Linked DNA regions of Homo sapiens: region 1 is linked to region 2. Evidence: chromatin contacts called from ENCODE Hi-C or POLR2A ChIA-PET data. All regions are on one chromosome and are shown on one strand. Each heading gives the region's core, a stretch centred on a gene start or an enhancer-like site at or near the end of the contact. The rest is flanking DNA. Distances are from core to core; before and after follow the strand shown. Region 1 holds the start of RTKN (rhotekin). Region 2 overlaps SLC4A5 (solute carrier family 4 member 5).

The links. Hi-C counts contacts between places; a loop is a spot of excess contacts on that map. ChIA-PET counts read pairs that join two places held with the same protein, here RNA polymerase II (POLR2A). Pooled maps may share reads with other maps.
Region 1: a loop to region 2 is called in a pooled map, with 2.2 times the contacts of the local background. The contact joins the promoter of RTKN here to the enhancer-like site in region 2. A Hi-C loop is called at or near these places in 1 of 50 pooled maps. POLR2A ChIA-PET finds 5 or more read pairs at or near these places in 5 of 52 experiments (H1, OCI-LY7, WTC11 and 2 more).

Annotation. Positions count from the first base shown.
Region 1 is chr2:74,439,467-74,443,269 of GRCh38, forward strand. It overlaps RTKN (rhotekin), which reads right to left and starts at 2,471. Exons shown (of 12, transcript NM_001015055.2): 1 at 2,240-2,471. The coding sequence starts at 2,350. RefSeq lists an enhancer at 1-659 and silencers at 1,087-1,396, 2,112-2,171, 2,482-2,561.
Region 2 is chr2:74,296,038-74,299,392 of GRCh38, forward strand. The region is part of intron 7 of SLC4A5 (solute carrier family 4 member 5); the gene reads right to left. Among named protein-coding and RNA genes, the nearest start is that of SLC4A5, 46 kb to the right of the region's middle. Within about 2 kb of position 1,519, at least 2 of the 41 ENCODE cell types and tissues checked have a DNase peak (open chromatin) inside an H3K27ac peak, as active enhancers do; they include OCI-LY7, where a contact is called at or near this core.

The sequences.
Region 1 (3,803 bases), core at 1,221-3,720, 140 kb after region 2:
ATGCTGTAGCAGGAATGGGCAGGGCAGAGATTGGGGCTGGGATGCAAGTGAAGGAGGTGTGTACTCCAAGGGTCGGGGGATTACCTCCAGGCTGAGTGCCATCTGCCGAATGTAGAGCATATTCAGGTCCTCCAGGATGTGCAATCTGTCCTGCATCTCTGTGCCCCCCGGTGCCCTTTCCCTTGTCAACCCCTCCAGAGGGGGGACAGATAGGTACCACACTGTCCCACAGTTCCTCCTCCCACTGTTCCCTCAGTCTTTAAAGAGGTGGCCAGCTCTTGGGCAGAGGGCAGAAGCTGCCCTTATCCCTCTGCACTCCTGTTAAACCCCTCTGGCTGCTGTGACAAATTTTCCTCGCCCACTGCTGCTCCGGGGCCCTGCCGGGAGCCAGGCAGGGAAGAAAAAGAAAGCGAAGTGAGGATAAGTGGGGTCCCAGGAGGAAAGGCCAGCTGCAGAGGGGGCTCTAGGCACAGAGTGTCCAGTCTCGCTTTGGTGGCAGCTGTTCTCCCAGCTGTGGAAGAAAAAGGCCCTTTCATTCCGACTCTGGCCGCTCCCCAGCCCCCGCCCACATCCCTGGCCTGGTGGACAGGGAATCTGTGTGCGGAGAGGGCAGTGAGGGGCAGGCACAACTGGAAGGGGGCAGGGAAACGACGCCTCATGCAGGTTCTAGAGTCATGGGGTTTGCAGGAGGTTGGAGCTTCCCGAGAGGGGTTCCAGCTTAGTTTGAGAAAGTTGGGAAAAAGAGCCACACAGGTGAGGACCTCAGGGGAGAGTGAGCCCAGGGAATGGGACAAAGGGGTGAGTTGGCAAAGCAGCCCAGCCCTAGGGCCACCCCTTCCAACTCAGGGCCCCCATCCAGCCCGCTCCACCCTGGGCTCACAATTACCTCGCTTTTCCAGAGAAGGGAGGAGAGGGAGAGAGGAAGGCAGGGGTGTGCCTGTCTGCTGCTGTCCCCGCTCCCTTCTGCAGGCCCCTTCCCTTCCAGACAGGAAACCAGCCCCGATTCCGAGCCAGCTGCAGCCTAGCGCCCCCGCCTCCACGCCAGGCCCACGGAGTCACACTTCACTCGGCGGCCGCCAGGCCCTGCGGCTCCGCCCCAGCTCCTCCGAGCTGTCCCCGAAGGCCGGGCTAATCCCAGGGGCGGCCCCAGCTCACAGGCCCCTCCCCCTGGTCCCGGGCCTCGCCCCTTACTCCCCCACGCTGGCCCCACGCGGGTTCCTCGGGCCCAGTCGCTTGGGGGCAAGGGGACGCGACAAAGGCCCCCTCTCCCCAGGTCCACTAGCTTCTGAGTCAGAGAAGGCCCGGGACGCCGGGACAAGGGTGTGAAAGAGCCTCTTTGTTCTGGGCAGGCTGGAGGGAAAGGGCAGAAGCCAGGCCTGGAATCCCAGCCGGGAGGTAGAGGGGGCGGAAGGAAGGCCCACCTCACTTAACCCTTTCCAGACCCGGAAGGGAAGGCTTGGAACTGGGCTCTCCTTGGGCGAGTGTGAGTCTGACCTTGGGGACAGAAGAGTCTTCGGGGTAGCTATTCGCCCTCTCAGTCCCCGCTCAACCACACACCTTCAGCCCCGCCCTAGCCCTTAGGGCGTTACAGGTGGGGATCCAACAGGTTAACGCGTGGACGGCGGACGGGGGAAACGCTCAGCCTAGGGGCTGGACTCCTCTTAGGCCCCAGAAAAGGAGGCGGAAATTTTGCGTGTGGGAAGTAACCCCAAGGAGTTAAAAGCCCTGCAGGGGCATAGAGGAGCCTTTGAATTGGGCTTCGGGGAAGCGAGCGGCCCCGGCCTAAAGTCGGGGTTGATGACAGAGGCTGGCCCAGATGGCTGCGACAGGTTGTGGGATGGGGCTGGCGACTGGGGAACAAGCGGGAGCCCAGGCCAAGAGTCCGAGCGCTTGGGGCCCGCCTAGCTGCCCACCGCCCTTGGCCCGGGGATGCCCAAGACATTTTGGGGTTCAGGCACATTTTAGGAGTCGAGCTGGGGCCCTACAAATTGAGACCAACCCGGGCTTTTTCCAGGCTCAGGCAGATAATCCTAACCAGGCCGCGGAATGGGCAGCATGGATCCGATGAAAATGCAGACCGTCCACACCTTACTTTTTAAGTCAACAACTCCGTCGGGTTTGTACCCAGACCGTGCGTCTCCGCCCCTCGGCGTGCACGCGGGCGAGGGAAGGAGGCCGAGGTGGCTGGGGCTGCCCCCGGGAGCCGCGGAAGGGGAAGGCAGGGACGCGAGTCTCTCACCTCGGGCAGGTCGCTGAAGAGGCTGAGTCGGAAGCGGCCGCGTTTGAACTCCATCTCCAGGGCGGAGCCCCTGGCCACGGTGACCCGGCTCCGGTGGTTTCGGGAGAACATGCTGGCGGCCCTGCGACTTTGCCTGCTCAGTGCGCTCCCCGCGCCGCCCGGCTTAGCCTCCTCTCCTCGGCTTCTGTCTCTCGACGCTCGTCCGCCAGTCCGGCCGGGAATCTCCCGCTGCGGGGCTCCAAACCCCGCCCCCGGAGACGACACCTGGGCCGGGCAGGGCGCGGCAACCTCCTCTTCCACCCCCGCCAAAGGCCCAGCCCGTCCGGCCAGTCCCTGGGCGCCAAGCCGACCTGGCCCGACGGCCCCGGAGCCCCCAGGGGCGCACTGCACCTCGCGAGCACTGTGGGAGCGCGTTCTCCCTGCCCGCGCGGGTCGCGAGCGCCTACCTGGACTTGGGACGGACCGAGAAGCCCTGCCCCGCCAGCCGCCCCAACCTGGCAAGCCTGGCTTCCCGGGCGCTGAAAACCCCGTGGCTCAGGGATCGCCGCGTAGCACGCTCTGGCTCTACTCGGGCCCTGGGACCTTGCCCAGTTTCAATCCCGGCAGCCTCCGAAGAGACCATTTCAACATCCCACAGTCCCAAATGTTCCTTCTTCGTCCCCCTCCCCACCTAGGCTCCTCTGCGAGGCTATCCGCCTAAGCCTAGTGGCCACAACTGATGGGGCGGTGCTTAAACACGTCGTGAAACCCCAGCTCTGTCACTAACTAACCGTGCAATCATTAACTTGGTCCAGTCACTGGCCTTTCTGAGCTTCAGTTTTCTCATTTGTTCAGTGGGAATACTGTAATTATCTCCACTCCTCAAGTTGCTATGAGGATTACCTATAAGAATGAGGGTAAAATGCCCAGCATAGTGCCTGGCACAAGGCAAGTGCCCCATATTTGCAGTCATAAAGAGCAGCTGCGCGCGGTGGCTCACGCCTGTAATCGCAGCACTTTGGGAGGCCTAGGAGGGTGGATCACCTGAGGTTGGGAGTTCGAGACCAGCCTGACCAACATGGAGAAACCCCATCTCTACTAAAAATACAAAATTTAGCCGGCCATGGTGGCACATGCCGGTAATCCCAACTACTTGAGAGGCTGAGGCAGGAGAATCGCTTAAACCCGGGAAGCAGAGGTTGTGGTGAGCTGAGACCCCACCATTGCACTCCACCCTTGGAAACAAGAGCGAAACTACGTCTAAAAAAAAGATGGCTGGGTGCAGTGGCTCAAGCCTGTAATCCTAGCACTTTGGGAGGCCAAGGGGGACTGATCGCTCTTGAGCTCAGGAGTTGGAGACCAGCCTGGGCAACATGAAACCCTGTCTCAACAAAACACACACACACACGCACACACACACACAAATTGGCCTGGCATGGTGGTGCACACCTGTAGTCCCAGCTACTCGGGAGGCTAAGGTGGGAGGATTGCTTGAGCCCGAAAGTTCAAGTCCAGCCTGGGCAACATAGTGGGACCCCATCTCTTAAAAAGCATTACAAATATGTATAATTTTTTATTTTTATTT
Region 2 (3,355 bases), core at 269-2,768:
TTCACTTGCAAATTCAGGCTCTCAACCCATTTCCCCTTAAGGTCTTAAGGTCACTAACTCAAGATTCTCTCCTGGTAGGGTTTTTTGCTTGAGTTTTGTTTTTGTTTTTTAGGAGAACAGCCCTCTTGGCTAGGGAGGGAATGCAGTATATGTTGAAAATTCGGGGCGATCTTGGTTTTAAGGTGTTAAAGGGCAAGAAGAGAGTGGTGTAGAAACAGACTTCCTTGAGGTAATTTTAATTTGTCTTCCTTCCCCAGCCCCAGGGTTGGGGGGAGCATAAAAGGTCTAGAATGATCTTTATCCTTTCTCCTTTTTCTTCCTCCTTTTCTCTTTTCTCACTTCTCCCCTCTTCACCACTTCCTTCAAGATCCAAATTAAGTAGACAAAGGTGAGGAAGCCACCCCAATTTTAAAGTTTCAAACCCTAAAAGAAAGCCAATTGTCGGCCAGGCACTGTGGCTCACGTCTGTAATCCTAGCACTTTGGGAGGCCGAGGCAGGTGGATCACTTGAGTCACTTGAGGTCAGGAGTTTGAAACCAGCCTGGCCAACATGGTGAAACCCGTCTCTACTAAAAATACAAAAAAAAAAAAAAAAAAAAAAATTAGCTAGGTGTGGTGGCACATGCCTGTAATCCCAGCTACTCAGGAGGCTGAGGCAGGAGAATTGCTTGAACCTGGAGCGGAGGTTGTAGTGAGCCGAGATCGTGCCACTGCCCTCCAGCTTGGGTGACGGAGCAAGACTCTGTCTCAAAAAAAAAAAAAAAAAAAAGAAAGCCAGTTGTCTTTGCTCCCATGTTTGAAACGTGGCCTGCCTCAGGGACTCCTTAGTGCAGGAGATGTTTTAGAGATAAACTTATTTTCTATCCTAACCCTTGGCTCCTTTCTTATCAGAAAAGAAAGACAACATGAAACATGTCTTTGGTCCTAAGGCTTTGGAACCTTGTGAGGTTCCAGTGTCTTAATAGAAAGCCTTTCTCTCCTTTACTTCTCATCTTAGGGTAATTTTGATCTTTTGGTGATCCCAGCGCTGCTCAATACCTGGCAAATAGATGAAGGCTTGAATATTTTTCACACTCCTTCCATCAGAAGGATCTCATAAGCTTCTCAGTACCAACGAGGGCAGCCAAATCAAACAAATGCCCACTTTAGAGGAAAAAGATTTGGGCGTGGTGCTCTTAAATTGGGTTAATGTGTATAAAGTGAACCAACTATATGTTAAGTGCCTACCATGCACCATGCACCATGTGAGGTATCTAATATCTATTTATCTCTCATTTAACAACTCGTAGCAATCTGGCATGAACAACCATGCAGTTTGCCTAGGACCGATCTGGTTTTAGCACTGAAAGTCCTTCCTCCCTCATCCTGGGACAAGTCTCAGTCCTGGGCAGACTGAAACAATTGGCCACCCTGCAACAATCTTTCACTCTCCAGATGAGAATACTGAGACTCCAGGGTCTACACACCCCAGTTGGGCTTGACTGACCTTGTTTCTCTTAAACTGGCTCCAGTTCTTATTAGCAGCCTAGAAAAGTGGAAGTGCAACCACATTTCTAAAGCTGCTTCTAATCCTCTTTCTCCTAATGGCCTCTCAAGAGGTTTTCACAGCCAGAAAACACATTTTTTCCCCCCAGGGTAGAAACCCTGGCTCCTACTGACTTTCACCACAGCTTGATGATTCTATTCATCATATGAGTTCTGCTTCAGTCAAAATTGATTGGCTACTAAGTATTGACTTCCTAAATTATTAATATATTCACATTGGGGGAAGGTGTGGTAAGGAGGGAGAGAGAGAAAATAAATAAACCAACTGCTATGGCCTATTATTTCCTACCTATCTATTCCTTTCAACATGAGGCAATTTGGCTACTTGAAAGGACATCATTATCAGCCAGGGTCCAATATGGTGACTGACCAATGACATCTTATAAAGGAAAGCAATGTAGTGAAAGGGCAAGCACAGTCTTTGGAGTCAATAGATCTGTTTTTATTTCCCACATTCACTGATTAACATCTGCATTATGCTACATCTCTTTGAATCTTAGTTTCACAATCTGAAGATGGGGATAATAATATCTCCCTTTTACTGTTGGTGTGAGGATTAATTGAGAAGATGTAATTCCAGATTTCAAGCTATATTACAAAGCTATAGTAATCTAAACAGTATGGTACTGGCATTAAGACAGGCACGTGGACCAAGGGAATATAATAGAAAGCACAGAAACATGCACACATACATGGTCAACTAGTATCTGACAAGAGTGGTAAGAATACACAAGGTGAAAAGATTAGTCTCTCCAATAAATGGTGTTGAGAAGACTGGATATCCACGTGCAGAAGAATAAAATTGGACCCCATCTTATGCCACTGACAAAAAATTAACTTGAAATGGATTAAAGGCTTAAATGTAAGACCTCAAAACATAAAAGTGCTAAAGGAAAACAGGAGAAAAGTTGTTTAACATTGGTCTTGGCAGTGATTTCTTTTGGATATGGCACCAAAAGCACAGGTAACAAAAGCAAAAATAAACTAGTGCAACAATATCATATGAAAAGGCTTCTGCATGGCAAAGGAAACAATCAACAAAATGAAAAGGCAACCCACAGAATGGGAGAAAAGATTTGCAAGCCATATATCTGATAAGGGCTTCATACCCAAAATATATAAGGAACTCATACAACTCAATAGCAAAAAGAAAAAAATCCTATTTTTAAATGGGCAAAGGAAGCCAGATACAGTGGCATGTGCCTGTTGTCCCAGTGCCTCAGGAAGCTGAGGCAAGAGGATAGCTTGATACCAGGAGTTCAAGTCCAGCCTGGGCAACACAGTGAGACCCTTAAAAAAAGGCCAAGGATCTGAATAGATGTTTTTCTAAAGAAGACATATGATATGGTTTGGCTGTGTCACCACCCAAATCTCATCTTGAATTGTAGCTCCTATAATCCCCATGTGTCATGGGAGGGACCTGGTGGCAGGTAATTTAATCATGAGGGTGGGTTTTTCCCATGTTCTCATGATAGTGAATAAATCTCGCCAGGCGCAGTGGCTCATGCCTGTAATCCCAGCACTTTGGGAGGCCGAGGAAGGCAGATCACCTGAGGCTGGGAGTTCAAGACCAGCCTGACCAACATGGAGAAACCCCATCTCTACTAAAAACACAAAAATTAGCTGGGTGTGGTGGTGCATGCATGTAATCCCAGATACTCGGGAGGCTGAGACAGGAGAATTGCTTGAACCCGGGAGGCAGAGGTTGCGGTGAGCTGAGATTGCGCCATTGCACTCCATCCTGGGCAATAAGAGCGAAACTCCATCTCAATAAATAAATAAATTTCATGAGACCTGATGGTTTTATAAA